Regions from separate parts of the Homo sapiens genome. Here region 1 is linked to region 2. Evidence: chromatin contacts called from ENCODE Hi-C or POLR2A ChIA-PET data. All regions are on one chromosome and are shown on one strand. Each heading gives the region's core, a stretch centred on a gene start or an enhancer-like site at or near the end of the contact. The rest is flanking DNA. Distances are from core to core; before and after follow the strand shown. Region 1 overlaps TNPO3 (transportin 3). Region 2 overlaps CALU (calumenin).

The links. A loop is a pair of places that touch in the nucleus more often than their neighbours do. ChIA-PET counts read pairs that join two places held with the same protein, here RNA polymerase II (POLR2A). Pooled maps may share reads with other maps.
Region 1: a loop to region 2 is called in a map of PC-9, with 2.8 times the contacts of the local background. The contact joins two enhancer-like sites. A Hi-C loop is called at or near these places in 1 of 168 maps with a recorded cell type or tissue (PC-9) and 2 of 50 pooled maps. POLR2A ChIA-PET finds 5 or more read pairs at or near these places in 2 of 52 experiments (Caco-2 and OCI-LY7).

Annotation. Positions count from the first base shown.
Region 1 is chr7:128,958,670-128,962,973 of GRCh38, forward strand. The region is part of intron 21 of TNPO3 (transportin 3); the gene reads right to left. Among named protein-coding and RNA genes, the nearest start is that of IRF5, 23 kb to the left of the region's middle. Within about 2 kb of position 2,527, at least 3 of the 41 ENCODE cell types and tissues checked have a DNase peak (open chromatin) inside an H3K27ac peak, as active enhancers do.
Region 2 is chr7:128,754,696-128,758,930 of GRCh38, forward strand. CALU (calumenin) reads left to right here. Exons shown (of 7, transcript NM_001219.5): 4 at 4,176-4,235. Among named protein-coding and RNA genes, the nearest start is that of CALU, 17 kb to the left of the region's middle. Within about 2 kb of position 1,706, at least 6 of the 41 ENCODE cell types and tissues checked have a DNase peak (open chromatin) inside an H3K27ac peak, as active enhancers do.

The DNA.
Region 1 (4,304 bases), core at 1,277-3,776, 200 kb after region 2:
TTCTGAAACATCATTAAGAACCTTGACTTAGACTCCATGACTTGATTCAACAGAACATTCTAGAAACTTTCTTCTAGTCTCTCCATCCTAAAAATGTAATGAAAATAAGGCAGGTGGCCAGGCACAGTGGCTCATGCTTGTAATCCCAACACAGGGAGACCCCGTCTCTACAAATAATTTAAAACTTAGCTGGGTGTGGTGGTGCACACCTGTGGTCCCAGCTACTCACGAGGCTAAGGCAGGAGGATAACCTGAGCTGGGGAGGTTGAGGTTGCAGTGAGCCATGATTGTGCCACTGCACTCCAGGCTGGGCAACAGAGTGAGACCCTGTCTCAAAAAAAAGAAAAAAGAAAGAAAATGAGAAAGGTCTTTTGGCTTTATTGGAATTGCCATTACCTCTGTGGATTTAATAAGCTTCAATTTAAGTGTTACATTTCTCATTTTACTTCCAAATTAATACTGACTGTTAAGGAGGCAGCCAGGGTATGTGAGCCCATATCACTCATGCTCCCAATGTCAGGAAGGAGGAAGATCTGTAACCCAAGAGAAGTTGCTATGTGGTGTGTTATCACAAGGGACTAGGATAACAGAAAACCCTGAAAGTTAGGACAGTGCTGGAGACCGAGATTTTTTTGCTATCCTAATGTCTTACATGTTTTAAATTTTACCCTTCCTCAAGAGACTTCTGTTTTGTTTTGTTTTCAGAACAGATAGAAACAGGGTCTCATTGTGTTGCCCAGGCTGCTCGAACCTCTGGGCTCAAGCTATCGTCCTGCCTCAGCCTCCAAAGTGCTGTGATTACAGGCGTGAGTCACTGTGCCCAGCAGAGACTTTGGAAATGATAACTTCACAGCCTCCTTTGTGGCACATGAGAAAAAGTATTGAAACTGAAATGCAAGTGTGGGAGAACTTTAGTGCGATAGGGTGAAATGAGGGACAGGTGACACTGTCAACTTGGCTTCTGCCCCAATCCTATCTGCAAGTGCTTTGGTGTCAAACACTTCAGCCAAATGTTTAACTGAAGTGTCCTTGGTGGGGAGCCCATAGAAATGGATCAAAAAGCTCCTTGAGGCCGGGCGCGGTGGCTCACACCTGTAATCGCAGCACTTTGGGAGGCCAAGGCGGGTAGATCACCTGAGGTCAGGAGTTTGAGACCAGCCTGGCCAACATGGTGAAATCCATCTCCACTAAAAAGACAAAAATTAGCCGTGTGTGGTGGTGGGCACCTGTGATCCCAGCTACTCGGGAGGCTGAGGCTGGAGGATCGCTTGAACCCAGGGGGTGGAGGTTGCAGTGAGCTGAGATCACACCACCGCACTTCAGCCTGGGCGACAGAGCAAGACTCCGTCTCAAAAAAACGAAAAAGCTCCATGAATGTTAGAACTATAGTTATGTGCTACAATGATGTTTTGGTCAATGATGGACTGCATGTATGACAGTGATCCTATGAGTATAATAGAGATGAACAACTGCATGTTGCGTTACTCACATGCTTGTGGTGATGCTGGTATAAACAAACCTACTGCACTGCCAGTCATATAAAAGGACAACACAAACAATTATCTACAGTATACAATAATTGATCATAAGCAACTATATTACTGGGTTATGTATTTACTATACTACACTTTTTATCATTAATTTAGAGTATATTCCTTCTACTTACAAAAAAAAAAAATTTACTGTAAAACAGCCTCAGGCAGGTCCTTCGGGAGGGATTCCAGAAGAAGACATTGTTATCCTAGGAGATGGCAACTCCATGTGTGTTACTGCCCTTGAAGACCTTCTAAGTGGGACAAGATGTAAAAAGGTGGAAGACAGTGATATTGATGATCTTGACCCTGTGTAGGTCTAGGCTAATATGTGTTTGTGTCTTAGCTTTTAACAAAAAAGTTTAAAAGCTAAAAAAAAAAAATAAAGTAATTTTAAGAATAGAAAAAAGCTTATAAAGATATAAAGAAAAAATTTTTTAATGAGCTGTACAATTTGTGTTTTAAGCTAGGTGTTATTACAAAGGAGTCCAAGAGTTAAAAAAAATTTAGTTTATAAAGTAAAAAAGTTACAGTAAGCAAGAGTTAATTTATTATTATTATTATTATTATTATTTTGAGACAGAGTCTCACTCTGTCGCCCAGGCTGGAGTGCGGTGGCACAATCTCGGCCCACTGCAACCTCTGTCTCCCAGGTTCAAGCGATTCTCCAGCCTCAGCCTCCTGAGTAGCTGGGATTACAAGTGCCCACCACCACGCCTGGCTAATTTTTTAAATTTTTAGTAGAGATGGGGTTTCACCATGTTGGCCAGGCTGGTCTCAAACTCCTGACCTCAAGTGATCTGCCTGCCTCGGCCTCCCAAAGTGCTGGGATTACAGGCATGAGCCACCGCGCCTGGCCAAGGGTTAATTTATTATTGATGAAAAAAATTTTTTTATAAATTTAGTGTAGCCTAAGTATACAGTATCTATAAAAAGTCTACAGTAGTATACGGTAATGTCCTAGGCCGCCTATTCACTCACCACTCACTCACTGACTCACCTAGAACAACTTCCAGTTCTGCAAGTTCCATTCATGGTAAGTGCCCTCATACAGGTATACCTTTTTTTTTCTCTTTTATACTGTATTTTTACTGTACCTTTTCTATGTTTAGATATGTTTGGATATACAAATTCTTACCATTGTGTTACAATTGCCTACAGTATTCAGTACAGTAACCTGCTATACAGGTTTGTAGCCTAGGAGCAATAGGCTACACTATATAGACCAGGTGTCCGGTAGGCTATACCATCTAGGTTTGTAGAAGTATACTCCATGACGTTTGCACAACAACTAAACCACCTAATGACACATTTCTTGGAACATATCCCCATCATTAAGTAACACATGACTGTATTTTCTGTCTCGGTCCTTCTGACGTTTGATATTTCTTAGCTTTCTATTTATTTACTTTTTTAACTGCCAGTATTTTTTAGATTCTGTTTTCTGGCTTCTAGTCCCCAAATTCCTATCCTTCCACCATATTTCTGAAAGCTTTTATGGTCACTATTTCTCGAGCCCCATAAGATTACTAGAGGAGTGCTGAGAAATGAGATCCTTTTGATCCGATGACCTGGTAGGTAACAGAAAATAATGAAACTCTGATGACTTGACTAGGGATTCAACCCCTTACTGGCCTCTAATTCCAGTATCAATGCTTCCCATGTTCAACACCTTTTGGCTTTGAAGAGCCCCAGGCAAGTGACAAGTAGTCATAGAATAAACACCAAGATGGAGAAATGGAAATGATGGCAGGGTTTCTTCTAGTCCCAATTGGTCTTAGTTAATGATAGGTTCATCTGGCATTTGGAAAGCAAGAATGTTATTTTAGACTGAAACGTCCCAGCTTTCTTCAAGTTGACCAACTAAAAAAGCTAGGGAATTGGCCAGGCGCGGTGGCTCACACCTGTAATCCCAGCACTTTGGGAGGCCGAGGCGGATGGATCATGAGGTCAGGAGATCGAGACCATCCTGGCTAACAAGGTGAAACCCCGTCTCTACTAAAAATACAAAAAATTAGCCGGGCGCGGTGGCGGGTGCCTGTAGTCCCAGCTACTCGGGAGGCTGAGGCAGGAGAATGGCGTGAACCCGGGAAGTGGAGCTTGCAGTGAGCCGAGATTGCGCCACTGCAGTCCGCAGTCCGGCCTGGGCGACAGAGCGAGACTCCGTCTCAAAAAAAAAAAAAAAAAAAAGCTAGGGAATTAATTACCAGTACCATGTGAAAAGCAGGCTTGGACTTGCTGAAATGAAACTAAACCAGTTCACCCTCTCTGCCAGAATGGCAAACAAAGTAGCATGTTGAGGCAGGTGTTACGGACCTTAAAATCAAAAGGGAGACTGAGTCATGCATGGGACAGAAAGTTCAAGGGCTTTCTGTCTTGTCTACTACAGGCATTCTAGAGGAAGAGAATTACTAAGAGGGGATGAGCAATCTCAAGTCCTTTCTCTAGCACCTCTACATTAGCTCTTACTTCTGTTCATTTCCCACCACTATGTTACATATGTTACAGCCTGCTATAGGAAGAGCTGCAAAACTTGTTTAGCAATGGAAGATCAAGTAGGTCAGGTTGGTGGTGCACCTTATTTTCCCATATCACAGGACAAAGATAACAGGTTTTTTTTTTCCCCCACAGCACTGCTTTACTTAGGTCTCTTTTCCTTGCCCCAAGATTTATCCTAAATTAGGAAAGGATATCTATGACCTTGATTTCAGACTTACCATATTATTTTATCTGTCATATATTAGTCCCACTGAGGGAAAGAGGGCTTGACAA
Region 2 (4,235 bases), core at 456-2,955:
GAAACGTGACTTATGGCACTTACCTGGGTAAGGGGCAAGATGTCAGCCTGGCAGGGACCGTGGTCTTGAGTCAAAGAAACAAATGGGTCACACAGTAAAGGAAAGGAAGCTTATCTTAAATAGTTCAATTCAGTGCTAAGCTGATTCCCTTTATTAATTTTAAATTTGTATATTATGTATTTTTAAATTTGTTTAATTTTTGTTTTCTGAAGTCTGGAAGTCTGGTATCTTCTACATTTTTAGCATTTTACATATATTTTACCATTTTTTCTTTATGTCATCCCTCATAGAGACAATTTTTGGAGTAGATTTCATTTAAAAGAATACATTGGGCTGGGTGCCGATAGCTCACGCCTATAAGCACTTTGGGATGCTGAGGCAGGAGGATTGCCTGGGCCCAGGAGTTTGAGACCAATCTGGGCAACATAGGGACACCCTGTCTCTACCAAAAAAAAAAAAAAAAATTTAAATTAGCCAAGCATGGTGGCACACACCTGTCCTAGATACTCAGGAGGCTAAGGTGGGAGGATCACTTAAGCCCAGGAGGTTGAGGCAGCTGCGAGCCATGATTGCACTGCTGCACACCAGCCTTGGGGACAGAGCGAGCTCTGTCCAAAAAAAAAAAAAAAAAAAAAAAAGAGGCTATGAGGCTACATACTTCCAACAGTGCAAAGCAAGGGGCTTTGAGATGTTTCTTGACATGGTCCCAGTAAAGTGTTGGACCTAAAATTCAAACCAAATTAGATTTCTTTATAACTGGTGAGAAGTCTTAATAAAATAGTTTTCCTTAATAAAATTTAACTATTTCAGTATGTCTGCTTACTGAAGTTTGGAAATGAAAATTTCCCATTTGTTTTCTCTGGCACATGAGTTTATCAGCCTGCTTTGCAAGTGCTTTAAGGCAAATAAATGTTAATTTGATTGCTTTTTGTTGATTTGATAGCTTGTATGCTTGGGCCACCTGTTAGTAATTTTCTTTTACTTGTAACACTTGCCTGCTGCTGAATACTAGGCAGTGAGTCTTATTGAGTTGATGATCCAGGGTGTTTTTATTTGTGAAATTCCTCTGTTGTACATGGTTACAGTTTAAGACAAGAATTGTATTAATATAAATGAATATAAATGGTACTTTCTCCATTTTAATCCTGGAAATTAGGCAACCTTCTGGGTTAAAGCAAGCGTTCTCCGCCACTGACTAACAGTGAGTGTATAATGGATCTGTTTCCCCACAGATAGCCAGCTGTCTGCATTAATTACAGGACTGCATGCATTTCTGGTGAAGAGACTTTTATTTCTGTGTCAGGCTTGTTCTCATTCCTAAGACTAAAGTGGCACTCTCTCTCAATGCTTGACACTTAGCCAAGAACCAAACATATCCTTCACCCAATTAAGAACACATGTATTAAACAGTCAGCACAGATGGAGAGGCATCCTGCTTCTTGCTCTGGCTGAGACCCAACACCTTCCTGATTTATTTGGAATTAATGATAAATACAAAGCAAAGAGTAGGCTATTGGTGATCTAAACAAAATGGTGTGTAAATAAATCTCAGCTCCGACCTAGGCACTCACTTGCTGCCCAGAATGATTCTTCGGTGCTGTGTATGATTATGTGCATAAAAATCTGTTGAGAGCTCTGTTGCCTCACAAGGCAGATGATTCAACGTAATGGGTATTTCTGCTGCCTGAGACTGCATAAGCTGAAGCACTGGCTGGGAAGCAATGTCTTTATAAGGCATCTTTCCCCAGAGGCATGAGGGTGGACAGCACTGAGGGGGTCATGAGTCGGCTTAGAGAAGTGAGGAGTTTTTGTTACTGTGTGTTCTTGATTCAATTTGGAGTTCAGGTATAAATCATCATAGCTCTTAGTTAAAATCTGTCTCAATGAATCCGCTATCCATGAGAGAAAGGTTAACACTGTCTCTGCCACAAGGAAAATATGAAATACTGAGATCTACCCTGCCTATAGCAAAACTAGATCAAGAGCCTACCTAAAGCTGTATACAGGCCAGCTAGGGCCAAAACTGGTGCTTAGGATAAATACAGCATTCCAAGCAGAGCTATAGGAAAATAGGTTTTGTCATTAAAAATAAAGTTTTGGACAGGCACAGTGGCTTATGCCTATAATCCTAGCATTTTGGGAGGCCGAGGCAGAAAGGTTGCTTGAGTCCGGGAATTCGCGACCAGCCAGGGCAACAAAGCCAGACCCCGTCTTTACAAAAAAAATATTAAAAATTAGCCAGGAGTGGTAATACTTGTCAGTAGTCCTAGCTACTTGGGAGGCCGAAGCAGGAGGATTGCTTGAGCCCCAGAGTCCAAGACTGCATTGAGCTATGATTGCATTGCACTCCAGCCTGGGCCACACAGAACAAGGACCTGACTATAAATTAAAAAAAAAAAAAATTGTATCTTCCTGTTTCCCTCCTTATATATATATGTGCATGTTGCTATTAGGCTATTTGAGTCCAGTCACCATTTTTACCTTTTACCCCAAGGAGGGGAGGAGAGCACTTATGTAAGAATCTAGTCTTAAAGTATAAGTTGTCTTGTTATGTTTCTTATTTATGTTACATAGTCCTGAAACCTTGTTTAGAAGAGACACTTTAGTATCTGAGAAAGGCTTGTTTGCCTTACGTTCTCCATCTCAACCTATTATGGCTTTGAGTGTGTGTGTGTGTGTGTGTGTGTGTGTGTGTGTACACAGGATCCCAAAGCCTTATGACTCGTTAAGCTGTCTGACTGAATTTTTGACACTCAATAAAAAATGAAGCTTCAAAATGCTCAACTCTCAAAATAGTACAGTAGTTTTGTTTTTGTTTCTTTAAACTGTGCTTAAAGTATGGAAAGACTGAACAATCTCAAAGGTCAGCAGTAATGATGTTATTCTTAAAGGGGCCCTGTGGGTCTTTTTTATAAAAGCAGTGTCATATCCTTTTTATGTAATCAATATGTTGCAGGAACAATAATTTCTTACCATTAATGTGGTGTCTTTTACTTTTTAAAATATCTTCATGTCTGTTATCTTAATTTGGTTTATACAGGAACGCAGATTGAAAAAGAATTTTATTTTCTGCAGTTAACGCCACATTTTTTCAGCTTAAAAAACTAAATTTCACTTTTCTATATTCTTATATAGAGACTAGATAACTGCTGCTTGTGTAGCTCGATGTCATAACAGATGGGTAGTTCCAAATTCAATTTGGTTGTAATCTAAGGGTTTTTTTTTTTGTATACCTTTGTCAAGTTATTATTGACATAAAGTGAACTGTATGTATTTAAGTGCATAATTGATGAGTTTTGACGTATGTATTTACCAGTGAAACCACCACTGCAATCACGATAATGAGCATATCCATTACCCCCCCAACATTTCCTCATGTCCCTTGGTAATCCTTCTCATTCTCGCCATTCCCCCGTCCCTAGGCAATCACTCATCTGTTTTCTGTGACTCTAAGTTAGTTTGCATTTTCTAGAATTTTACGTAAATGGGGATGAACAATACCTGTCACTCTTGGTAGATTTCTGCGTTGACTGAAAAAAAACAGAATGTGACCTTCAAAGTGGTGGCATTCTATTGCTTGAATCCAAGTGTCCATTATGTGAGGTAGAAGGCCTTTGATTTCTATCTTTTTAATGAGATCCTAATGTTTAATAAAAGTAGCAATAACTGACATTTGTTGAAAGCCAACTATGTGCCAGGCATTGTTCTAAGCACTTAGATATATTTTCTCATTTAAACCTTACAACAATCCTATGAAGCCGGCACCATTGCTAGCTCCATTTTACAGATAAAAGAGACCAAGACACAGGCCAAACAGCTAGAAAATGGTAGAGTTCAAACTCAGGCAGTATGGGACTTGAGAGCCACCACTGCCTTCCAGATGTAACTAGAAAATTCAAGCCTTCTAGTAGCCTTAATACCAATAGTGAAGCATAACAGTGAGTTACATAGTTCAGGAGCCAGAGTTCCATGTGAACTTGGAGCTGACTCTGAGATCTGATGCCTGGAGCTGTAGCCCAAAACTAAATGTCTTTGTACTGCTGCAGTTTTACCTGTGTCATCAATTATTTCTTCCTTGCATGGTTTTATCTTTATTGGAAATTGATTTCCCACCCCACACATTTTCATGTTTTCTGAAAGTCTTTTAAGATTTGACCTAAATTTTTGTTTTCTAGATGATCCAGATCCTGATGATGGATTTAACTATAAACAGATGATGGTTAGAGATGAGCGGA